Regions from separate parts of the Mus musculus genome. Here all the other regions are linked to region 2. The links are chromatin loops, found by intact Hi-C in ENCODE. Cell type or tissue: left cerebral cortex. All regions are shown on one strand.

Region 1 (8,000 bases), 200 kb after region 2:
GTCTGTGAGCAATGAAGGGAGGTGGCGGGTCTCCCCTCCTCTCTCCTCCGGGTTTGCTCGGCCCTTCTTCTCTGGTCCCCTCCCCTAAGCTCCACTGCTGCCGCGCCGCCCCCGCCCCTAGCACGCCTCCTGCCCCTCCCGGATAGCCCAAGAGAACCTCGTGCCAGGCCCCGTGTTACCTGGGTAACCGGCCTGGGGACCACTCGTGCCCCCTCCCTGCCCTTTCTCGCCCCCTCCCTGTCCTTTCTCACGCGCACCTCCTGGTGGGGCACCCCCTTCTTCCTAAGTCCTCGGCCCCTCCCGCCAACGGTCACCGGGGGATCCTGGCAGAGACCTAGGTCTGCGAAGAGACGGACCAGTGAGGATTGGGTGGAGGCACCCTGAGCAGCATAGATGGGTTAAGCAAACAGGTCTAAGTTTGGGGTGGCTGCAGGGGAACTGCGTGGGGTTTCAAGAGAAGGGAGCCTGCAGAACTGAAGCCTTCCTACTCTTGGAAAGCAGCAGCAGCAATGCGTGATGGAAGCTTAAGGGAGGGTCTTTGTAAAGGTTTGAGCAAAGCCCAGAAATGGAAATTCCAGCAAGCTAGGAAGGGCCAGGGCAAGCAGTCCATGACCACCACAGTGGGACCCGAATGCAGCTTACTGAACCCTGTGTCAACCATGGACCCTGGGATCTGTATGTGCAGCCTGGTGCTGGGTTGTAGACAGGACAGCATCAATAACTAGCTTGGCATCCCTAATCTCCAGTGGGTATTCTGTGCCTGTTCAGATTGGGTATTCCCTGAAGACCTGGAATCTGCTCTCCATAACTTCTGGATTCTTGGCCCTACCCTAAATTTGTGTTGTACTGCAGCTAGAGGTTGTACCTCAGAAGAGAGAAGCTACCACTTTGCAGAGCAGGAAAGGTTGGGACCAAGATCAAGGTCAACAAAGAACCCCTCCCTCTCCCTGGGAGGGGTGAGGCATGAGCACACACAACAGGGGGCTTGGTGAAGATAACTTAGGAACTCAGAGACAAGTTTTTATTTAAAATTTATTGTAATGGGGTCTGCGCAAAAGGAGGGAGGGGAGGGTGGGGAACATGCAAGGGACACAGGAACACGATGACATGGCCAGGGCCATAGCTTCTGTTATGGGAAAGAGGAAGAAAGACCAGGGCTGGAGCTGGGGTGGAAGAGGGAAGGGGGAGACACTGTGGCTGCATTCCCCCACCCCCAGGAAGCACCTCTTGTCCCTGGCTCCCCTCCTTTGCCCTGGCCCCCTAAGATTCCATCTCTCTTGTTCTGCCTCTGGCTCCAGTGGCTCCTTCTGATGCTCCCCTTGGCTTCTCCCTGGACAGACACTCCAGTAGGATGCTTGGGGTTTAACCACCCAACCTTACTCAAGTATCCCTCTGCCTTCCCCGCTTCTGCCCCTCCTCAATACCACCTTTTCTCTCCTCTGGGACAGAATCTTCTTTCCCCTCCTCTCTCCTCCCTACCCCTGGGAAAAAACAACAACAAAAAAGAAAGCACCAACTCCCCAGGAAGGGGCAGCAGACAGTAGGGGAGGGGACAGAAGGAGGAGAGCACAGGACCTTCTAGGAAAGGCTCACAAATCCCTGGGAGGCAAGGCAAGGGGTTAAAGGTGAGGGCAGTGGCTGCTGCTGTCCTCTGCCACCCCTGCTCATTGTCCAGGGGACTTCAACACAACTCAGGGGACAGGTGTTTGTAGGGTCAGCTCTGATAGGGAGAAGAAAGGAGCAGGAGAAACATTGTTAAAACCTAGTGAATTCCTTCTTCCTCCTCTCTGTCTGGAGGCTCCTTGGTTGATGAAGAGTCGTGAGGAGTTGGTGGGAAGAGGAGACTGTACCAAGAAGAGCTTTCCTCCACTCTCCCCTCTCCCCCATCAACTTGGAGCTCACCAAGGCTGGGAGGGAAGTGGCTGAGAGCTCACTGGTACCCCCTCTGCCCCAGAGAGGGAGCCCACAGCTGTGGGGGGGGCTGCCACCACTGCTGCTGCCGCCGCCGCCGCTGCTGCTGCCGCTGCCGCCATTGGACAAACCTCACCAGTACCTATAGGGAGAAACACCAAGGATCACAGCACAACCTAAATGGCAAGAAACATGTTCCATACCCCAGACTTTTCAACTATTTCCCTATTTCCCCTGGGACACAGCCGTTACTTCCTATCTGGTCCCCAGAGGCTTCGGCCTGCCTGCTTACCCAGACTGAGCATGTCCATACTGCCCTCTCTGGATCCCAAGGCTCCCTAATCTGAGTGACAGACTGGCATCCCTGGCCTTCCTGCGATCCCCTATTGGGCCCTTTGAGTTCCCTTGTCCCACACATCCCATGCTGCCCCCCCCAGCCATGTCCCACACCTTGCCTGGTGGGTGCAGGGGTCCCCCTCAGCAGGTAGGCTGTGGCTGGGGGGCATCTCCCGGGATAGGAGGGGCGGCCCCCCCCAGATGGGTCTGCATGTGGCCGGCCAGCTGGGCAGGGGTCTTGCAGTGCACGCTGCACAGCTTACACAGGATGCGGTCAGCCCGCGGGGCCTGGAGCCCATGGTCCTTCACCGCGTGGATGCGCAGGTATGCTGCTGTGGTGAAGCCTATTGGGGGGGGGGGTTGGGATGGGGGGTTGGGGTCAGCCTGGTGGAGACCCCAGAGACAGGGCTGTTCTCCTAGGCTGGGGACACCCTCCTCACATGGCACTGTCCTCCTCCCACATCCTTGGTAGGCTGGGGCCAACTACTCCAGAGAAGCATAGCCTTTCCCTACGCTTGCTGGGGACTGGTTTGTGTGGTGCCCTTACTTAGTCCTTAATCTCTACAGAGACCGTCCACGACACGGCTACCTAGCTTTTTAAAGGCTTGACTCTCAGTGGAGACGGCTGTGTCCCCCCCCTCTCCAGTGCCCCCGTCTCAGCTCCTTTAGTCACCAACCACAGTGAAACAGCTTTCTGCTACTGGGTAGGGTGCATGCTCGTCACACCCCTGCTGATGTACTCCACCTGCCCCAGGAGCTGGAGACAAGAGCTTGTGGCTGCTAAGTTGAAACCCTTGGGACTGGCTTTTTGGCTATTCCTTTCTCAAAGTAACCACGTCCCACTTCATTCTCCCAAGCACACCCATGAGGTTGAATTTCTGGTAGACGGTCTCCTGTGAACCATGGCACATAATTTAGTGGTGGTGTTTCCAATGCTGTTGTACTTGCCCCTTAAAGAGTTCTCTCTACTCGCCACAAGCTCTTAGCTGCAGCACCCTTGACCCACATCGGTGAAAAAAAACCCAACAGCTCTGTGCCCCCCTTTTTAGTCCCTGCCCTCCTGGCACCCCTTAGCATGTACCTTTGTTGCAGAGCTCACAGACATGGTGAGGGCCCTGGCTGTGCACCTTCATGTGGTCGGAAATATAAGCCGAGCTCAGCATCTTGCCACAGACATGACATGGCACCTTCTCCTCGTGTCGGACTGTGTGCGCTCGGAGGCGATCCTTCGTAGCAAAAGCTGCCTCACATTTCTGGGGGAGGGTGTGGGGTCACAGGAGAGTTAAAGCTTCGGGGAGTAGAGAGAAGGGAGCAAGATAAGGGGATCAGAGTCTCGGGGGTCTTTGATCTGTAGGAAATGGGCGTGAGATGACCAGGCCTTGAAGGAGAAATGTGAAAATGGAGTGAAGAGGCAAAAAGAGAGAGAAAAAGGGGGTCTGAGAGGCTGAACCCACACAGCTACAATGAGGATCAAAATCATGAAAACCAGGACAGGAGGAAGCTGGCTTCCTACCTCACATTTGAAGGGCCGCTCTGTTGAGTGCACTTGTCTGACGTGACTGTTGAGGTGATCCGGCCTAGGGATATGTTGAGGTGGGAGGGGGTGTGTGTTAGGGCTTAGGCTCCAAGGTAAGGTGTGCCTCAAATCTACCTAGGTTCCTCCAAAATGCCTCTGCAAAGGTCCCAGCGTTTCCCCCTCAGCTTCAGTCCTCAGGCAGGAAAGCCCTCAAACCAAGATTCCTCTTCTGCCCAGAGGCTGCTTTCCTTCAGCCCAGAGACCCACCTCTTCTAAAGTACCACCCCCTGTTCCTAGCAACTTCCCTCCTCCCTGGGAGTGGTTCCTGTCCCCAGGAACGGGAGCCGCCTCCCCACCAGCCAAAGACAGGCCACCTTGTTGCCCTCCCCCCCACCGGCCTAGTGGGCAGCGAGGCCCCTGCACACCGGGAGAAGCTCTTGCCACAGTGGGAGCAGTTGTAGGGCTTGTGCACAGCGCCGTCATGTGAGCGCACGTGGTAACTCATGCGGTCCTTGCGCTTGAAGCGCTGCTGGCACACAGGGCACTGGTAGGGCTTCTCGTCCGAATGCGACAGCTTATGTCGGTTCAGGTGGTAGACGTCGCGGAAGGCCTTGCCGCACATCTCGCAGGCGTGATTCTTCCGGATGCGCTTCCCAGAGGCAGTCGTGGTCACAACGCCACCGGCCGCCACCGCGGCTGTGCCGCCGCCAGCCCCGGCTTCTCCCCCACCCCCGCTGGCCCCGCTCAGCTGGGGGACACTCAAGAGGCTCAGGGGCACCATGGTGGGCATCTTCATAGCACCCGAAGGGACCCGGCCAGCCTTGGCTCCCGTGTGGATGGCTTCGTGCCTTCGGAGGTTGTAGCCGTTCTTGAACTCCTTGGCGCACAGGGCGCAAATGTAGGGCCCCTTGCTCTTTGTCTTCTTCTCCAAGACAGATGCAACTGGGGCCACGGCGACCGTCGAGGTTGGGGCGACGACAGCGGTGGCAGCCGCTGCTGCGATAGTGGCGGCCGCGGCGGGGGGCGCGGCCTCGGCGGCTGGTGCGGAGACGGCAGGGGGTGGCGGAGGAGGCGCCGGAGGCTGCTTCAGGGCCGCTGTGTCCACTGTGGAGGCGGCGGCAGGGGCCGGGGGTGCAGTAACCACTGCAGCGGCAGCCGCCGCAGCAGCCGCCGCCGCCGCGGCTGATTCCTGCGCGGCGGCGAGAACCGGGAGCAAGTCCACTTGGAGGGGCTCGGCCGCCGGGGCCTGGGGCGTGGGTGGGGGCGCCGGCGCGGCCTGCGGAGACAAGGCGCCGTGTGGGCCGCGGTCGCTGGTCGGCGCCTGCCCGCCCGGCCCGGCCCCTACTCACCTGGAATGGACTCTGGGCGCAGCCCTGGGAGGCAAAGAAGCGGGACTGGAGCTCAGCCCCGACCTGCAGGGGGTTCTGGGCGTGACCCTGAGGTGGCGGGAAGGAGTTCATGAGGCCGCCCACCCCCCGGGAGTCCAGGCCCAGCACGGGGAAGGGGGGGGCCAGCAGCGTGCAAGGGAACACGGGGAACATGGCCTCGGCCACAGTGGGGGCCCCCGGAGCTCAGCGGGAGCCGGGGGCACGGGCCGCGCGGGGCCCGGGCTCGGGGCGCCGCCCCCGGCCGGCCGGGTTGGGCCGAGCCGAACGCATGGCCCGAGGGCCGCCCCGCCGCCCGCGCACCCCGGCCGGCGGGAGGGAGGGAAGGAGGGCGTCTTGTGGGGCGCGGAGCGCGGCGGCGGCGGCGACGCCCCCTGGGTGGGGGCGAGAGGCCCCGCGGGGCCGAGGGCCGGGGCCGGGGGCGGGGGGCCCGGGCGGCGGCGGCGGCGGTGGTGGCGGCGGTTGGAGCCTGGCGGGGCGGGGTGGGGGGAGCGAGGGAGCAGCTTCGGCCCCCGCCGCGCGCGCGCGCCCAGCCGGCGCCTCGGGGAGGGCGGGGGAGGGCGCGAGGGAGGGAGGGGGACAGCTGCGCGCGCACCGGGCGCGCGGAGGGGGTGTGGGACAGGAGGGAGGGCGGGCAGGAGGGGGTGTGGGAGGGGGGGCAGGGGCGGGGGGGGCGGGGGTTGTTACCTGGAAGATGAAGCTGCTCCAGTTGCTGGGATCCATGGCGGAGGGAGGAGGGAGGTGGCTCGCGCTCACCCTGGGGCGGGAGGAGGCAGCTGTGGGGGAGGGGGACCCAAGGAGGAGGCGCGCAAGGAGGGAGGGGGGAGGAGGGTGGGGGAGCGGCGCACACTGCGCGCCGGAGGGCGGGCGGGGGGCGCGAGGACACACAAGAGGCTGGAGCGGGCGCGAGCGCGAGTGCGCGCGGGGCCAGCGGGAGGGGGAGGGACAGGAGGGACTCTAGAGGGCGGAGGGACTGGGGAGCCACCCAGCAGCCCCGGTCGCCCCGAGCGCGAGACCCCCAAGACGGTTGCTGATTGGCTGGCGATGGTGCAGGTGGTGGGCGCGCGGGAGACTAGGCGGCTTCTCTTCCCCCACTTGAACGATTCCACCCCCCACTTCCCTCCGCCAGCGGCCGTTATTTCGCGCGCACGCGCACATAACAGGGACGTCGTTGCTGAGCGGGAGAGTGGGGAGCGCGCCGAGGGAGTTACAGCGGGGCGGGGCTAGCTTGGAGCGCGTGCCCGCTTAACGGTCGGTCGCTGTGCTTAAGCTTTCGCGTCAGCTTTTTGATTCTTCTAGGCCACCGTCCCCTCCCCATTCCAGTGGTTTATTTACAATCTTGGCCTAGTTTGGGGGTTTCCCAAAGATGGCGCCTACATGGGTGTCCTGCAGAGCTTGATCCTGACCCCCAGGGTAGTTATGGACTCTGACCCCAGCCCTGTCATCCTCAAAAACCAGGCTCAACCATGGAATAAAAACTGTATTTACACAACACGTCACTATACAAGGATTTTTAAAAGAAGGTAGTGTCAAGAGGGACCGCTGTGCTGGCTGGCGGCCAAGCTCAAGAGATTCGCCTGTAAAGAAGAGGAACGTGCGTTAGCATAGCAGCCTAAGGTGGGCTGCGGTGGGGGAACACCATGCAGAAAGGGCAAAGGTGGCCTTACCTTCAGGAAAGACTCCACCTGCTTCCCAGAGATGCCTTCCACCTGTTCCAAGTCCTCCACCTAGTGGGACAGCAACACTAGGAAGGGAGTGGACACAGCACGGGGACCCCCCCACTGCACCTGTCCCCAGGGTTGTTACCTCACTGAAGGGGCCGTGGAGCTCCCTCCAGCCCACGATGAGCTGGGCTTTCTTCTGGCCAATGCGCTGCAGGCTGCGCAGTTCCCGAGCTGAGCCTTCATTCAGCAGATCCAATAATTTTTTGCGCCCATGTGCCAGTAACTCTGGGCTAATCTGTACCTCCCAGTAGTCCTCATCCTTTTCCACAGCTTCTGACTCAGGGGATGGCTCCAGCTATGAGGTAACAGAAATGCCAGTAAAGGCAGTGGGTGACTGCCATGACGAGGCACAGTCCATCTCTCTGCGGCCTCTCCCCTCTGGTCACTAATTTTGTTGTGCTTCTTTAATTGCTAGCTCCTTTCTCAGTTGCTGTGAAGAGTCAGTGAGTGACTGAGCGCACACATCAATCCTGATTAGGAAGAAGTGTAATTCAGTGGTAGAGCGCTTGCCTTCCATGCTTGAGGGCTGGGGTTCAATTTCCAGTACAGGGGGGAAAAGGGAAACCAAACAAAAAACCCATGCGGGGGAAACTGCATCATGCCATTACAATGGGGACAGTTCTACTAATGTTTTGTGTGGAGAAAATTATATTTTTCATTTTATGTGAGAGATTCTTAAATACTTGTCCATTTCCTAAATAGGCTCTACAGTTCTTAGAGGGCAGGGGCCACATTAGATCCAGTCAGCAGCCAATCCAAACACAAGGGGCATCAGGGGCATCAAGAAGAAAAGAAACAGTGGTAGATATTTTCTATGAGACACATCCATACCTCACTCCCCCACCACACCCCCTCAAAAAAGCTCTATAAGGCATCTTTAAGGCATTATGCAAAAGGCTCCCAGCTGGAAAATGGGGTGGGACTCACCTTCCTTTTGGGGCCTTTCTTCAGGAGCTGGATTTGGTTTGAGGACTCTCGCTGCTTCTGAACTGAAAGGAATTTGGAACTGGTCAAAGACACAGGCCACCTCCTGCCCTCCCTCCCCTCCTAGTAACCATTTGCTTCTCCCATTTCTATTTCCCTAGCTCCTTCCTTTCAACATGACTTTTTTTTTTTGAGGCAGGGTCT
Region 2 (8,000 bases):
CTGTCTCCAAAAAAAAAAAAAAAAAAAAGTTATTTTATTTGAGTGTTTTGCTGGTAAGTACATGCAATACCCAAAGAAGCCAGAAGAGGACGCCAGATCCCTTGGAACTGGAGTTACAGATGGTTGTGAGCCACTATATGGGTGCTGGGAATCAAACCCAGACCCTCTGCAAGAGCCCTCAGTACTCTTGATCACTGAGCAATCTTTCCAGCCTTCTCTTTTGTTAATTTTAAGACAGGGTCTTGCTATATAGACCATGATGGTCTCCAACTTGTGACCTTTCTTCCTCAGCCTCCAGAGTTCTGGGATTGCTGTTCTGTGCCACCATAAAACACTAAAATATTATGTTTTGGAAATATGGACCAGCTCCAGGGGCTATAGGGAAAACTGAAATAATCTGACCTGGGTCTAAAACAAAGTGATAGGGTGTGTGGCTATACATCTGCAACCCCAGCCTCGAGGAGGTAGACGTGGGACACAAGGAGTTCAAGAGCAGCTTGGGTCATGTAGACATTTCAGGGTTAGCCTGAGGTACATAAAACCCTAACTCAAAGGAAACAACACACAAATGGTATGTCCGCTTATCTCGGATAAACGTGAAAGTAAATCAGTTAGGCATGGCACACAGGTCTGCACCCTTAGACCTTAGGTAGCTGAGATGGATGGTCAGGAGTTCAAAGCCAGCCTGGCAGACACATGGCAAGACCTTGTCTTAGACCAAACAAAAAGTACACCAAGGATCCAAGAGAGATTAGACCGCAGGCATGCCTGGTGACTTACAGTGACTATGAGGAGTGGGGCTCGTGGGCCTTTGTGTCTTTGCAGTGACTGGGGTGCGGGTGGGGGTCTGAAGAGCACTGTTTTCATGGCCCTCTTTCTCTTCTGCAGACAGGCATGGCCCTGCTCTTCCTGCTGGGGTGTGTCTTCTTCCCACTGTGCTTTGTGGTATTACGCTGGGGGCTGCAGAATCGAACCAGCTTACGGATGGAGAGGCAAGAGGCTGTCTTGGTGGCATCCAAGTAAGATGGGAAGGTGGGGCCAGAGCTGGTGGTGAGTCTAAAGAGCAGCTGGAGTGGACTCAGGATGCAGGACAGTGTGGGTGGGGCCCTGGTAGCTGAGTCTTTTGCAAAGGTGAAGTCACTGAAGTTCAGGTCCCTCATTTGGAAATGGGGACATGTGAGAATCATGTGTCTAAGGGCTGTGGACACCCTTAGGAGGTGCATGGCGATCCCTGGGGAAGCAGAAGGGGTTTGGCTCCAGCCAGGCATCACAGAGAGAGCATGTGAATCCAAGCCAGGGCCTGTAAGCCAGGCAGGCGCTCTCCCACCCAGCTGCATCTCAGGCTTTCCCCAGAGATAGAGCTTTACTTTATGATCCAACCTGGCCTTGGGCAGGGATGTTTGTGCTGACAATTGAACCTTTATTTACTTTTTTAGATTTTTTTTTTTTTTTTGGTTTTTTGAGACAGGGTTTCTCTGTGCAGTCCTAGCTGTCCTGGAACTCACTCTGTACACCAGGCTGGCCTTGAACTCAGAAATCCACCTGCCTCTGCCTCCCAAGTGCTGGGATTAAAGGCGTGTGCCACCACTGCCCGGCTTAGAATTCTTAACATTTATTCGGAGGGGGTGCACATGGCGCGGCTCACATGTGGAGGTCAGAGGACACTTGTGGATGGTTCTCTTCCACGTGTTCAAGGGATTGAACTCAGATTGGCAACAGGCGCCTTTAACGTGCTGAGTCCTCCCACTGGCCTGAAAGTGGTTTTTTGGTTGTTGTTGTTGTTATTTGGTTTAGTTTTTGGTTTTTGGTTTTTTGAGACAGGGTTTTTCTGTAACCCTGGCTGTCCTGGAACTCACTTTGTAGACCAGGCTGGCCTTGAACTCAGAAATCCGCCTGCCTCTGCCTCCCAAGTGCTGGGATTAAAGGTGTGCTCCACCACGCCCGGCTAAGTGGTTGCTTTTTAACCGACAACTCAGACGAGAATTTAAGGAGATACTATCTTCTGCTGGCAACATCATACTGGGGAAAAAATGTATTTGTGGGAGAGGTTGGGCCCTCGGGCTGTTACTATAAAGGTGAACAATGCCGGGGTGGAGCTGGGACTGGGGTGTGCAGAAAGCAGTGCTTCAGGGTTGTTTTTGTTTTTGTTTTTCTTTCTTTTCAATGCTGGGTATGGAGCCCCGAGCCCCTGATGTGCTAGGTAGCTCCTGAGCCCTCAAAGGCAGAATTTACCGAGGAGACTCTGTAAATCCCCAGAAAAGAAAAACGAAAATCAAAAGCACAAACCCGAAACCTGTCTTGTTCTGCTGCAGCCTGTGCTATCCACAGTCAGCTCTGGATCCCCTGACCACGTCTGTGTTCACAGACACGTTCTGATCCATGTCACCGCCCCAGCTTAGAGCCTTGGTGCTTTTGTTCCTTGCTGTTTTGTTTTTGTGTGTGTTATTTTTTGTTTTGTTTTTTAGGTAGGGTCTCTCTCTGTAGCCCAGGTTACATCTTCTAACTTTTGAAAGGTTTTGTATTTTGTTTTATCCCGTTACTCTTAGTGAGCCTCCTGCCTCAGCCTTCTGAGTGCTGGAATTTCAGGCCTGTCCCTTCATCTAGTAGCTCAAGCTAGGCTAAGTGCATCTATTTTTTGACAGGGTCTCCTATGTATTCCTGACTAGCCTGGGATTTTTGCCGGGATTTTGCTGTATAGACCTGGTTGTCCTGGAAGCCCCAGGGCTCTGCCTCCTCTGTCTCCTGTGCACCCCAGGGCTCTGCCTCCTCTGCCTCCTGTCACCACTGTCTTTGGATTTTCCTGAAGTGAAGCAAACATAAGCTTGAAATCCTACTTTACTAATAATGAACATAGCTATGTTATCTTGACACTTTAATAAACCCTCTAAGCCTTGGTTTCTCCTTCCTCAACCCCTAGAAGACTTAAGAAGCATTGACATAAACCATGCTCAGTCTGTAGTAAGACCTGGGAAAGTGGACCTCTTCCCCTGTGGTTTCCAGGTCTACGAAGGTCTCTAATAGTAGCCCCAACTCCTGCGGGTGTCAAGACTTCCCTCAGCCACTCCCACAGACTGCCACTAGAGGGCAGCACAAAATAGCGAATTGGCCCCTTCCTCTAGGGCGCAGAGGGAGTAGGCTGTGGGCTGGAAAGGTCAGTTGTCAGTAGATAAGTAGGCTCATCTCAGGGTCAGTGAGAAACTCAAGCTACAGTGAGGTGTCAGTCCCCATGATATACAAGTCTGAAGGACAGATGGGTTTGGGAAAGGCCAGGCTCTAAGAGGCCATGTGAGAGTGAGCATTAGTAGTTGTGTGCTAGGCCTAAATTACCCTGGCCAAAGCACGGGGCTGCTCTTCCCCTTGGATTAAAGGAGGAAGTTGAGTCAGCCAGCCACCAGGCTCTTCTGTGTAAGCAGGACTGTTCTGAGGAGTGGCCGAGGACAGGGAACCAAGGCAACAAGGAAAAGGGGACTCCAGGAGGCCATTGGCCTGAGGGAGGGGCCCCGGCTTCCATAACTCCACTGGGTTTTCCAGGCAGCAAGCACCCTCTGCTCTTCAAGCCCACCTTCTAACCCTCTCTCCCAGGCGAGCACTTCCTCTGTCGCCCAAGCTGGCTACCAGGAGTGATCCTCCTGCTCCTGGAGTGCCACCAGGTCTACATGACTGCTTCCTGTCTCCCAGTGCCCTGGTGCTAGCCATCAAAGCCATGCTGGAGGGCTCTGACAGCCAGCCATCTCTTCCCACTTAGCTCTGTTCCTGTCACATCTTAACTTTCTGATCTTGGGGAACCTTGGCTCCCACCTCAGGGCTATCCCCTGACCTCTGAAGAGCATAGGAGCATAGATTTCCCCCTGGGCTGTCACAATAGTGAGCCACACTCCTGAGGGAGTGACTCGTTGTGGTGCGAGTCGGAGTGCAAGCGAGGTGACTGATGTAGTTTCCACTCCCTCTGACTGGAGAGGCGGACGGGCGGGGTGGAGGGGGCTGTGGGTCTGAAGGACACCGTGAAATGGCTTGTTCCTATCTGTGCCTTCAGGGAACACACCATCTACTCAGGCTGCTTTCTTCAGGAAATCTTCTTGGCTGGAGTGAGCACCCCTAAGCTGAGATCCCTGCAGGCCACTGAGGGACACCCATTTATGTTTATAAGCACCAGCAGAAGGAAATGCCAGACATTTTTAAAGTGCTGACAGGAAAGGCGGCTCAGTACTCCTGCTAGGTGGAGGTGTCCGGGGGGGGGGGGGGGTTTAAGAGAAGAGCCATCCTTTCCCTAAGCCCTTGTCCCCAGCAGCCCCCTGCACTGCAGCTCCTGTCTCTTTAAGGGCCTCCCCCTCCCTCTTTCCTTGTCCCCCCCCATCTCTGTCGCAGCCGCTGCTGTGGCTCAGAGCTGCATGGGAGACAACGCTGCTGCAGGTCCGGTTTCTTGGTGTCTGGTCGGTGCCATCATTTCCCTCCCCCTCTCCCACCCTCCCCAAGCTGGTGGCTTCCCCTCCCCCTCCCCCTCCTCACAGAGGGGGCAGGGGGCTGGGCACCAACTCTATAATGCCATGTGCGGTGTCTGCACAGGGCAGCGGGGCTCTAGCGGCAGCAGCAGGAGGAGGTGGTAGCCTGTGGTGGCGGGAGAGCGGTGTTGACTGGTGACCGCTTGCCCAGCTGCGCCTCCGCTCCGCTCCGCTCCGTCCTTTCCTCCCTCCCTTTTTTCAGGGCTGGCACCACCGTCCCCCACCCCGCCTCCTTGGGCCCTCCCAGCCTCTCCACGTAAGCCCCCCCCCCACCTGCCGCGGTTCTCCCTCCCCTCCCCCACTGCATCTTCCTCCTCCTGTCCCCTCTCCCTCTTGGTCCTCTCATCAAGTCCTCCCTTGGTAGTCTCTCCCCATCCTCTCACCAGCGCTCTGTCGTCCCCCCCCCCCCCCCGCCACCTAGCTAGCCCTTTCTTTCTGTGTCCCCAATCTCATTGAAGTCCCTTTCTCCCTTGCCCTGAACTGGTCCTCTTGTCCCATCCTGTCCCCGCCCTGGCCCCTTTGTGCCTCCCCCTCCCTCTTTCTCTCTCCCTTTCTGGCTTGGCAATCCCTTCTTCACCTCCAACTCCCTCCCTCAATTTGGCCTTCCTGTCCCTTCTGGACCCTCTGGTCTCCCTGCCCGGGTTCAAGTCACCATGCTTACCCCAATGGTGGCTGGGGGGGTGGTGTTCCCCGGACTCTTCCTCCTATCCAAGAACACGCTCCAGAGGCTGCCCCAGCTGCGCTGGGAGGAGGCCGACGCAGTCATTGTCTCCGCCAGGTAAATGGCATGCCTTCCCCGAGAGTTCAGCCCCTCTCTCTCCAACAGGCTTCATGGGGAAGGGACCCCAGCACGCCCCTGGGCTCAGTAGTGGTGGGTAGGTTACATCCAAGCTTCCTTCCCTCCTTGGACCTCATTGAAACCCAGCCATCTGGACTACTATTGAGCTTGAGCTTGCTTCCCTTAGCACCTTCCTATCCTCCCTCTAAAGCAGGGCAGCATGTGACTAAACAGTCCCACAAGACACCCAGGAGCAAGCCAAGGGGCAAGACTGTGTTTTTCAGGGCTAGTGTTTGGGGGTCAAGGTGTAGAAAAGTAGACAGTGAAACTTGTATATCTCTAGAATAGGGCCGCCAGGAAGAGGGCCATGGTAAGAATCAGGAAAATAGTGGGAAAGTGTGTGTGTGGGGGGGGGGGGGGCTGGGGTCACTGGGGCCAGTGACTCTAAGTATGAGCCTCATGGTGTCTGGGTGCAGGGACAACTGGGACTCCCTTAGCCCTCATGGGTCCCTTCCCTCCCTCCCCAGGGAGAGAGAGCTCACTGTTAGGCACTGGCTCACCTCAGGACGCCTCCCTGGTGTCCTGGGAAGAAGATGATTCCACTGGCACAAACTAGGAATGAAGAAGGCTGGGAGAGGCGGGAACTGAGGATGGAAGCTAAGCGCAGCTTGGCTGAAAGTGATGGTGGGAAAGCCTGGCTTAGGTGGAGGCTGATGTGGAATCCTGAGGGGTAGGGTTTCCACAACACAGAGACGGGAGACGCACACCTGATTGTCACTCCTTCCTCTGTCTTCCTAGGTTGGTGTCCTCTGTCCAAGCCATCATGGCCTCCACAGCTGGCTACATAGTCTCCACTTCCTGCAAGCACATCATAGATGACCAGTGAGTGCCTCAGGACCACCCCGCCCAGGTCCCAGCGGTCTGTATGTGGGACCTGGGATCCCCCAGATCTGTAGTGGTCCCTAAACTCGGGATCAAGAAAGTTCATGTGATTGCTGCAACTCAATACCAAGGATAAATTTATCCTGTCCTGTCTTAAAGGTCAGGAGCAAGGAAGCAGGGGTAGGAGATCAAAGGAAATCCTCAGAGCAGTTCCTGGTCAGCTTCCTGGCTCTTGTCTTAGGTTCTGAACGCCAGCCATGTCTTCTCCAACTCTTGCATCGCTCCTACTCTGTTCCTATCCAGCCCCTTACTGTCTCCTCACCATGTCGGCTCACCCCTCCACTCCTTCTGGAATCCATGACGAGCCTCAGCACGGGTCCAGGGCAGAAGAGAAAGGGATGACACAGCAAGGCCACAGAGGGTCAGGCCGTGGGGGTTGGGGGTGAAGAGGCCAAAAATTGGCACTAGCAGCTACTGCAGTATTTGGTGCTGCCAAAAAGGCCCAGGCCTGAGCAGTGGCTCCGAGGAGGGTGAAGGGGACACGGGCCCTGTCCGTGGTGCTGATCTGCACTTTTTTTTTTCCCCTGCTCACCGTGGGCAAATTTGCTGTGAGCCCAGGATGCCCTTCCTCAACTCATGACTTCTGGCTCTAATGCCCTTCTGTAGTGTCCTTTGGGCCTCAGGGGACATCATCTGGGTGACCCTGGTCTCCATCCACCTTCTGGTGTATGTTTGTCTCTTCTTTTCCTATGGGAGAATTCTCTCCTCCTAGGACTTATAGTGAGATCACACTCCTCCCCAGAACAGCTCTGCAGGGAGGAGCTGAGTGTGTTAAGTGCCTAGAACAATTCTTGGCTCCATCGTATTGAGGCTCACCTCTTAGGATCCTTTGCCATGTGACTTCCCCTTGCTCTCTCCCAACCACTTCCCCAGCTAAAGGGTCCCAGAGAAGCTTGGTGCCGGACACCTCCTTCTCACCTATTCTTAGCTAGAGGTCACCTTTTGGCTCTTGCATTCCCAACCTCAAGTCCGTTCTTGGCCTTGTTCCACCTTTAATCCTTAGGTAGGTGGGAGGATCAGGGTTAATCCAGGGGCAACAGCTGTCCTTCCTTCTGAGCACCTAACTGCTGAGAGAGCAGGCATGGAATCTAACCCCTCACTTGTCAACCAAGGGCTGAGTCCCTTCTAGTTCTTCACATCCCAGAGTCCTATGGCTTCCATCCCTCAACGCATCCCTAGGCACGCTCTGAGCCTTCCCTGAGCACGGTTGGGTCCTGTCTGTATTTCTGCTGTCTCTAGCTAGCTGCTTCTTCCCTGCCACCTGACTCTGGCTCCTGGTCACATCCCTCTACAACACTGCAGTATGGGTCCCTTTGAGAGAGGGCTGTCCCCTGCTCCAGGTCAGCCCACCTGAGTAAGCCACTGCTGGCTCTGTTCTCACCACACCCTCTCACCAGCATTCACTTGGTGTATGGTGGCTAGCTGGATAGCTCTTTGCTCTGTTCCCTCTGGGCCTTTCTGTCTCCCATCCCCACCCCAGGCCTGACTGAGGATTCCTGGACTTGAGAAAGCTTCTGTGCTGACTCAAGAGAAAAAAAAAAAAAGCGCAGAGTTGCGTATCTGTGTGCTTCCCGTATTTGTTTACTCCAAAGTCTGTAGAACTCTCTCTGTTCTTGGCATCTTTGCTCGGCAGTTTCTCTTTACTGCTGGCCATACCTGAACTAACAATAGACTTGCCACCTTGGAGCAAAGGCAGGCTGCACTGACAGCCCCTCTGGTGCCCTGGGGACCGGCTCCAACTCTCTGACCTTCTCGAGACAGTGGGGCCGAGCAAGGACTCC
Region 3 (8,000 bases), 130 kb after region 2:
CACTGAACATCTTAATTTATGAGAATTCCCGTGGCCCAGATCTCGCTCTCCTGGAGGCCACAGGGGGTGCAGCTGGAGGTGGTGGGGCAGGCCGAGGGGACGATGAAGAGAACCGAGAGCACCGTGTCCGGAGGATTCACGTCCGCCGCCATATCACCCACGATGAGCGTCCCCACGGCCAACAGATTGTCTTCAAGGACTGACCTTGGCCTTCCCCCGCTGTCCTCTTGCTTCTGGGACCTAGTCCCTCTGTCTCTTTGCCCCGGCTCTGCTGGCCAAGTCGTGGGTCTTCCCTCTGTCCCCTCGTTGCATGCTGTTTTCAGTGAGCCCTTTCCTTCCAGTCATCACCACTCACTGCTAACCACATGGTACATTCCAGCATTTCCCTCTGGCGGCGCTCTTCAGAAAGCCAGTGACCGCCCCTCCTCTACATCCTTGTTCTGCCATCTTTCTCTTACCATCTGATTCCCTTTCTGTTTTGTTAATACATTGAACACACGTGTAGAAAGGACAGTGCTATCAGCCACACTCCAAGCTGCTTTCCGCCATTGCAACAGAGTACTTTGCCCCTCCTGCCCCACCATCCGCCACCTCCCTAACTTTGTACTAGGCTGGCCTGGACCTGTGCCAGCTCTGCTATCGTGATCTGTTTCATATTATTTATTATTTTAATTTTCTATTAAATTATTGGAATAAAGTTGAGCTGAAGGTCTGCTGCTGACTCTCGGGTGAGGGATGCTGAGACGCTTATGTTAAGAAGATGCTACGGAAAAAAACAAAAACAAAAAACAAAAAAGATGTGCTGGGCAGTGATGGCACATGCCTTTAATCCCAGCACTTGGGAGGCAGAGGCAGGAGGATTTCTGAGTTCGAGGCCAGCCTAGTCTACAGAATGAGCTTCAGGACAGCCAGGGCTATACAGAGAAACCCTGTCTCGGAAAAAAAAAAAAAAAAAAAAAAAAGAGAGAGATGCTTATGCCTGGCTGTTTTGTGGTAGAAACATGAGCCCCTTGTCCCAAGCCCTGGCCTGGGATTGGTAACTGGGAAGGAAAGAATCAGGACTTAGGAGAGGATTGAGAATTTGTATTCAATGCTGGCTGAGGAGGTGGAGAAGAGGTCCTGACCACCACTCAGGCTGTCCGTGAGTGCAGCATCACTCAGCTCAGGTGCCAGAAGCGTCTCTCAAGGGTCTGGAGCGAAGACAAAGTCGAGAGCTTGGCGTTCTGCCCCAGCCACATTAGGATGCCAGAGGTCCACAATGAAGACCACTCGAGGCCCATCTTCAGGGGATCCTAGGGCACACAGGGATGGAGACAGCAGCTGATACCAGAACTCATGTGCTAGGATTCATAGTATAGACTGAGGAAAGCAAAGTCAGCACCAGGCCCTCACCAGTGGTGCATATTTGTTCATTAAGCCACGGTTTCATCCTGTAGCCCGGCCCTTAAACTCACCATCCTCCTGGCTCAGCCTCCTGAGTTTCACCATACCTGGCATTTACAGTGGTAGCTCTGTGTGCCCAAAACGGGTACATTTTATACCAGCTGACAGGCATGATATGATTAAATAAATGCCTAAGGTTTCACAGCAAGAGGATAGGGGTGCAGATAGTCTAGCTTATGGGCCTAGCCCATATGCACAGTCACCCGGTAAAGAAGGCAGATGCCCCACAGGTGATTGGAGGAGCTGTGGCTCGCCCAAGGCTGTGCAGTCCCAAAACAGTGCTGCTGAGAGCAGATTGGCTGGAATCCCTCCAGGTCTTTGGTCCCCTGACCCACCAGAATGTGAGTCCTATTACCATTATGAGCCACTGTGTGCAGGAAGGAGTCGTCCACCAGGAGGCAGTGCCCTTCAGCCCAGCACTGGGGCTCACCACCAACAACCAACTCACAACCAGGAGGGATCTTCAGGCCTGTGAAGAGAGAATGGGAATGGAATCCACCATTCCTGCCTGTGTTCAGGGGGCCTGCCCACTCAATGGGCCTCACAGGCCAGATTCTGTGGAAGTCCTGCTTTGGGAAGCATATCTGTCATTTGGAAGAAATCTCCCCTAAACCATCTCCTCCTGGACTTTCTGTCAATTCAGTTCCAGAATCTACTGTGTACTGGGCACCTCTCCCATGAGGCAAAACTAATGGATCCAGTCTGACCCCAGGACCTTAGTCGAGTGTGCTGAGAAAACAGCCGACTCTGACGTAAGTAAGACATTCCGGAAAGTCGTCCTTAAGACTGGGTAGTGTTCCCAACCTTATGAAGGTTAAAAGTCCAACATGTGCATGGTATCTCCAGGGAGCAGCCAAAAAGCCCTCACCCAGGGACCAGGGGTTGGGATGAGCCCTGAGGCAGAGGGGTGGTCCCTGAGAAGCCCCAAGTCCTGTAAACTGGCAGGGAAACTGTTCTGTAGGAACTCCACGTCATGCCTCTGGGTGTCACATGGCACAGAGGGGTGAAGGCAGGTCTGGTAGGAAAAGTAGTATGCCCCAAATCATAAGATCCACCCAGCTGGCAGTACACAGAGATTTATGCTAAGCTGAAGTCATAATATTTACTTTCCCAATTTTCTTTCAATCTTTAGAACATTAGAAAATCTCAGGGGGCTAGGGAGATGGCTCAGCGGCTAAGAGCACTGCTTGCTTTTCCAGAGGTCCTGAGTTCAATTCCCAGCAACCACACGGTGGCTCACAATTATCTGTAGTGAGATCCGACGCCCTCTTCTGGTGTGTCTGAAAACAGAAAATGCCAGGTTGGTGCTATTGAACACCCCACTAACATTGCTACTTATCAGCGAAGAAGCCTAAATAAAGTAGGCTACCTACTGCTCACACCTTTGATCCCAGAACTCAGGAGGTAGTGGGAGGCAGATCTTAGTGAGTTTGAGGCCAACTGGCCTGTATTTAGATTCCAGGCCAGTACTACATAGTGAGATGTAGATTATCTCACTATACTCCCTAGACTAAATAAAAGAGAAATAAGACCCAGGCTTGCCTCAGACTTGTGATCCTCGCCTCAGTCTCCCAGGTGCTGAGATTACAGGCATGCAAGACCATGCCCTGCTCCAAGCAGTCTCTTTTTACAATTTAAAATTCATTTTCTGGGTATTTCCTCTTCAGGGCAAGTAACACTGACCACTTACATTTCAGTGAGAATTTCTTTTAAGTTAAAAGGGGGGAGGGTGGCTGGTGGTTGGAGACAAAGAGTCAGCGTGGGACACTGTGTAAGCCACCACTGACTGGATAGATGCATAAAAACAGAACTCAGATCTGGTTGGGGAAGATTCTGAGAAAAGAACCAAAGTGCAGAAAGAGGTAGTAAAGTAGGAAAGATGGAAGGTTTGTAGACAGGCTATACTCACCCAGATGGCATCTAACCCGAGCATTGGTGGGTCCACAGCGGCCCTCAAGCCGGGCCCCAGGCAGTAGAACGGAAAAGCCAGCATTGCCGAAGGTATTGGCACTCATGAAGCTCCGTAGCCCCCTCAGTGCCCGATAGGCTCCTGGGCACCGCCGGCAGTTGCTGGGTTGGCATCGGCCTGCTTGGTACAGCAGGAGCTGGTAGCACCCAGGGGCCAGGGGTGGGGACCAGCCCCGAGGCAGAGGAGTAGTTCCTGAGAAGTCCCAGCTCACAGCCCCGAAGTCCCGCAAAATGGCGGGAAAGCTGCTCTGTAGGAGCTCCACGTCATGCCTCTGGGCATCACGTGGTACAAAGGGGGACGAAGGCAGGTCTGGTAGAAAAAGTAAGCCAGGGCGCTGAATGCCCATGACCCCTGCCCCTCCTGTGAGGCCAGAGCCTCCCTGAGCTGCCCGCCTCACCCTACCCATCCCAGCCCAGGAGTAACGCCTGGCATAGGCCCGAAGCCGCCTGCTCACTAGACCTTCTGCCCTGGGTCCTTCTCCAGAATCCCCAAGGCCCCTTGGGCCAGTCTGAGAACATACATCAGGCATACCACTAACACCCCCAGCTCGGCTCCCGGTCCCCAGGGCCTGCATGTCTTGGGAACCCAGTCGGTAGCAATACCAAAGGAACAGAGAAGTGAGGGCTCCGAGGAGCATAGTAAGGGCTGAGGAGCCTAGAGGCAGTGGCCATGGAAACATGATAGGCAAAGAGGCCCTGGCTAAGTGGCAAGCTGCATCTTGCAGACCCCAGCTCCCTGGTACCCCCAGTTCTCCACCTGACCCCTCGATGACTGCTTCCTGATTCCCTCCCTTCCACATCCCCACTCCTGTTCACTCCTCCTACAGGCCCCCCAACAAACCTTCCCCTCACTTCCCTCTTTCTTTCTCCCCTTCCTTTTCTATTTGTCTCCACTCGGAGATCACTCTTGTTCTCTCTTCCTTCTGTGGTTCCTCTCTCCTTTCCCCTTCCCGCAGTCTCCTCTTCCTTTCCTCTCTCCACCCTCAGTCTCCCAGTCTCAGCTGGTTTCTCCTCCCTCCACTCCAGCCCCCCTTTCCTTATCGACCCCTTCTTTTTCTTCTAGCTTCCCCTGACAACAGCGGTTCCTACTCCACCTGGCCCGCAGCCCCACTCTATAGCGGCTCTTTCTCTTTCCTCTCTCCTTGACCTGTCTTCTCCCTCGAAAGGGTCGGGTCTGTCCTCTCCGATTCCCGACCTCCTACACACCCCTTCTTGGGCGCCCACTCACCCTGACGTCACTCCTTCCCGCAACCCTCTCTGTTTAGCTACCCAGGACCCCTCCCAGAGGCAGCCGCAGCCCAGCCCTGCAAGGGGGGTGGGGGGAGACTTCTCTCTGGATTTGCCGCTCCAGACCCCCTCCCCCAGCCCTGACCGAGCGCCACGTGGGGTACAGGGACACAGTGCCAACCTCTAGCCGCCCCGCAATGCGAAAAGAAGGGCAGGGCAGACTCGGGGGCGGGGCGAGAGCCCTGACCCGCTCGTGAGGCCGGTGCTCTGGAACTGCGAGTCCGGCCGTGGGCCTGCGGGTCCCTGGAGAGGTCGGCCTGTGACTCCCCTTTCCCCTGGCTTGGCTACGCCAGAGCCAGCACAGAGCAAGACGCGGGTTCGCGAAAGCGGCTTCAGCCAATCAGTGGCTTCAAGGCCGCCCGTGCAGGCGGGGCCGGGAGCTGTCCTCGCGCCCAGGTGCTGAAAGGGCACTCGCTTGCTCAGTGGCAGAGCCAGTAGATCACGGGTGGTAGCCGCTAGGCTGCAGGTCTCTGTCAGGTCGCCTGCTAGAGAAGGGAGTCTCAACACATACCCATCAGGCTCCTTACAAACCTGGATACTCCCCATTTTCCTGCGGGAGGGGCGAGCCCATCCCACCTGAGCTTCCATAAAGGGCATAGTGAAGGCCCGCGGGGAGGTCCGGGTGTGGACAGAGGACATACTGGACAGGCCAGGAAGACGTGAACCAAGCTGTGCCTACTCTTGACACCTTAGGAAGACCAGGTGCAGATACCAGATGTTCTGGAATGGCGCCGGGAGGGAACCTAATTACTACTGGGACCAGAGTTTCCTTCCTCTCCCCTAGGGGCCTCGGGAAGTGCAGTCCTGGCTCGGCATCCCTCCTTCCTCCATCTGCACTTCCTCCTCCTCCCTCGTCAGAGAATAAATCCCAGGCCCCTCCTTTCACCCGTCCCCAGGATCTGACGTGGGCTTGACACCTTTCTCAGCTTCTCCCTCCCGCAGCTCCAGTGGCCGAGCTTCAGCTTCCCTGGTTCCGCAACCCTTTCCCTCTTCCTCTCCGAGATAAGCCCCGGTTGAACCTCATAAGGGCCCTCTGGATCCTCAAGCCCACCCTGGACCCTCGGAAGCTGCCTTTCCCCTCCCACTTTCCCCGGCTATCTATCTATCCATCCCGATGGGCCCAAGCTCCCGAACAAGGGGATAACCTTCGGCCCTCTCGGCCCCACCCCCCGCAGCGGGAGCCGCGCCCCCCTTTGCCATAGATCGCAGAGCAAAGGATAAAGATTGAGCAAAAGGGGGCGGACTCCAAGCAACCTCTAGGCCAATTCTGCTTCTCCATCCCAAAGGAAGAAAATTTGCCTTCCTTTGCCGACCCTTAGCAGGAAAGCAAAATTAAAGGAAAAGATAAAAGGACGCAGAGGGAAAGTGACAGCGAGATTATTCAGAAGAGCCACAGAGGAGAGAAATTAGTGTGAGTCGCCATGGGGACTCCCAAGGCCCAGCACCCGCCGCCTTCCCAGCTGCTGCTCCTAATTCTGCTGAGCTGTGCCTGGATTGAGGGTAAGGACATGTGGGGGTGGGCCCTGGGAAGGTTCTCGCGGGTCTTCTACCTTCTTTCTCTGAAGATATTGAGTCTTCCGAGCTTGTGGGGGAGGGGAGGGGCACAGTTGACTGGGAAGGGGCAAGCCAAGGCTCTTTGACTGTTACACGGAGCCCTTGAACTCCTAATTTTAAGGAGATAGAGAAATGAATAAGAAGAGCATTTAGTTGTATCTTAGGGGTTAAAATTCGGGAAGAAGAGCTGAGGGAAGTTGGGTGGATTTCTGCGGAGGCGGTAGAAGCAGGCAGGGTACCTGGGTGGGAGATGGAGGTACTGGGAGAGATGCCAGGCGCTGTACACACAAATGTTCTTGGACATATGGACAAAGGCAGATGAACACAATCAGGGATATTCAATCCCTGACTCTACTCTGATCCCCAACCAGAGTCTAGAGAAGGCACAGAGGCTGCAAAGACTGCAGAGAGAGAGAGAGAGAGAGAGAGAGAGAGAGAGAGAGAGAGAGAGAGAGAGAGAGTCTGCAGAGGCAAAAACCCTGAGAGAAAGCTGGCACTGCGGAAGCAGTCTGGGAGATGCTGTCAGACTCTCCTCAGAGTTTAGGGATCAGGGGAGTATTTCACTGGGGAGGAATAGAAAGCAGTCCCAAAGCACACCCTGCTAGAGCTGTCCAGGGTTAGTACTAATTAAGGTTCTCACTGAAGGCCCAGAGACCAGGAGCTGGAACTCAGTGAGGGAGAGGGCAGATTGGAGCCACTCCTCTGATCTTGGCTCTCAACCCAGCCTGGGACTCCCTGAGTGTCCGATAAGATGTGCTCTGGGGAGCATCTCTCCAGATAAGGACAGGATGTAGAGGAATGGAGAGGTTCACAGGACTTCACCTCCTAGGTCTGCCCCTGAAGGAGGATGAGATGATGCCAGAGCCTGGAAGTGAGACTCCCACAGTGGCCTCTGAGGACCTGGCTGAGCTGCTCCATGGGGCTTTGCTGCGGAAGGGCCCAGAGATCGGCTTCTTGCCGGGTGAGGCCCACAGTGTGGCATAGGAGTAGAGAGAGAGGCTATGTCGCTGAGAGCTGGAGTGCCTGGCTAGAGGGAAGGCGGGTTAGAGAGAGTTCTGTGGGAGAGACCCCCTAGGAAGCTGAGAAAGAGTCAAAGCTGGCCCTCGACAGAACCAGAGACAGGGACAAAATGAGGAACAGTCAAGAGGTCATGTATACAGAGAGAAAAATGTGAATTCAGACAACCAGAGTCACAAAAATGGCGAGACAGAGAGAGATATAAAACCAGATCATAAAACTAGGATCATAAAACCAGAGAGCAATAAGAATGCTAAGCATAAAAAAGCTCCAGAGAGAGCTAAACAGAGAGGAGAGAGAGAGAGAGAGAGAGAGAGAGAGAGAGAGAGAGAGAGAGAGAGAAGGCAGGAGTGAGAGCCAGAACTGGGGGTGGGGAGAGGCTCAAGGGGGCCGTTAAGACGGTGGTGAAAAAGAAAAAGGGAGTTTTAGCTACAAAATCTTGAGAGAATGTGGGGAGCCTGTGTGGGTAGGGGAAATGGAGCCTGTACCCTGTGGGGAGGCTTTGGGGTGTTTATTCTAAGCTGTTCCCCACCCCCATGGGCCAATTTGCTGCTCCTGTGTGCTGACTACCCTTAAACTATCTCAGGATCTGACCCAGACCCCACACTAGCCACCCCTCCAGCCGGCCAGACTCTTGCAGCACCTTCCCTGCCACGTGCCACTGAGCCAGGGACAGGGCCTCTGACGACAGCTGTCACCCCCAAGGGAGTCAGGGGGGCAGGCCCCACCGC

What was found. Peaks named below come from ENCODE experiments on the same cell type or tissue, not always from the same donor. Only the 100,000 strongest peaks of a DNase experiment are listed, where the experiment ranks them.
Region 1: a loop joins it to region 2, with 2.0 times the contacts of the local background. A loop is called at or near these places in 7 of 42 quality-filtered maps.
Region 3: a loop joins it to region 2, with 4 times the contacts of the local background. A loop is called at or near these places in 24 of 42 quality-filtered maps.

The regions. Positions count from the first base shown.
Region 1 is chr7:127,021,116-127,029,115 of GRCm38, forward strand. It overlaps Prrt2 (proline-rich transmembrane protein 2), which reads right to left and starts at 96. Exons shown (of 4, transcript NM_001102563.1): 1 at 1-96. Maz (MYC-associated zinc finger protein (purine-binding transcription factor)) reads right to left here and starts at 5,364. Exons shown (of 5, transcript NM_010772.1): 1 at 5,113-5,364; 2 at 4,189-5,039; 3 at 3,761-3,824; 4 at 3,329-3,500; 5 at 1,019-2,053. The coding sequence starts at 5,304. The coding sequence ends at 1,899. Kif22 (kinesin family member 22) reads right to left here. Exons shown (of 14, transcript NM_145588.1): 11 at 7,800-7,861; 12 at 6,955-7,167; 13 at 6,816-6,875; 14 at 6,616-6,725. The coding sequence ends at 6,678. In left cerebral cortex, a CTCF peak has its summit at 4,241; DNase peaks (open chromatin) are centred at 441, 2,027, 2,150, 2,979 and 6 more places; H3K4me3 peaks cover 5,520 bases; H3K27ac peaks cover 6,830 bases.
Region 2 is chr7:126,818,936-126,826,935 of GRCm38, forward strand. It overlaps Tlcd3b (TLC domain containing 3B), which reads left to right and starts at 4,368. Exons shown (of 5, transcript NM_029978.1): 1 at 4,368-5,277; 2 at 6,076-6,159. The coding sequence starts at 5,153. In left cerebral cortex, CTCF peaks have their summits at 91 (motif pointing right) and 3,071 (motif pointing right); DNase peaks (open chromatin) are centred at 3,096, 4,061, 4,414 and 4,643; H3K4me3 peaks cover 2,276 bases; H3K27ac peaks cover 2,365 bases.
Region 3 is chr7:126,944,919-126,952,918 of GRCm38, forward strand. It overlaps Kctd13 (potassium channel tetramerisation domain containing 13), which reads left to right. Exons shown (of 6, transcript NM_172747.2): 6 at 1-691. The coding sequence ends at 203. It overlaps Asphd1 (aspartate beta-hydroxylase domain containing 1), which reads right to left and starts at 4,241. Exons shown (of 3, transcript NM_001347657.2): 1 at 3,353-4,241; 2 at 1,799-1,912; 3 at 1,069-1,292. The coding sequence starts at 4,211. The coding sequence ends at 1,183. It overlaps Sez6l2 (seizure related 6 homolog like 2), which reads left to right and starts at 5,617. Exons shown (of 18, transcript NM_144926.5): 1 at 5,617-6,198; 2 at 7,082-7,213; 3 at 7,856-8,000. The coding sequence starts at 6,120. In left cerebral cortex, CTCF peaks have their summits at 1,837 (motif pointing right) and 2,731 (motif pointing left); DNase peaks (open chromatin) are centred at 1,823, 3,983, 4,697, 5,119 and 7 more places; H3K4me3 peaks cover 4,744 bases; H3K27ac peaks cover 4,930 bases.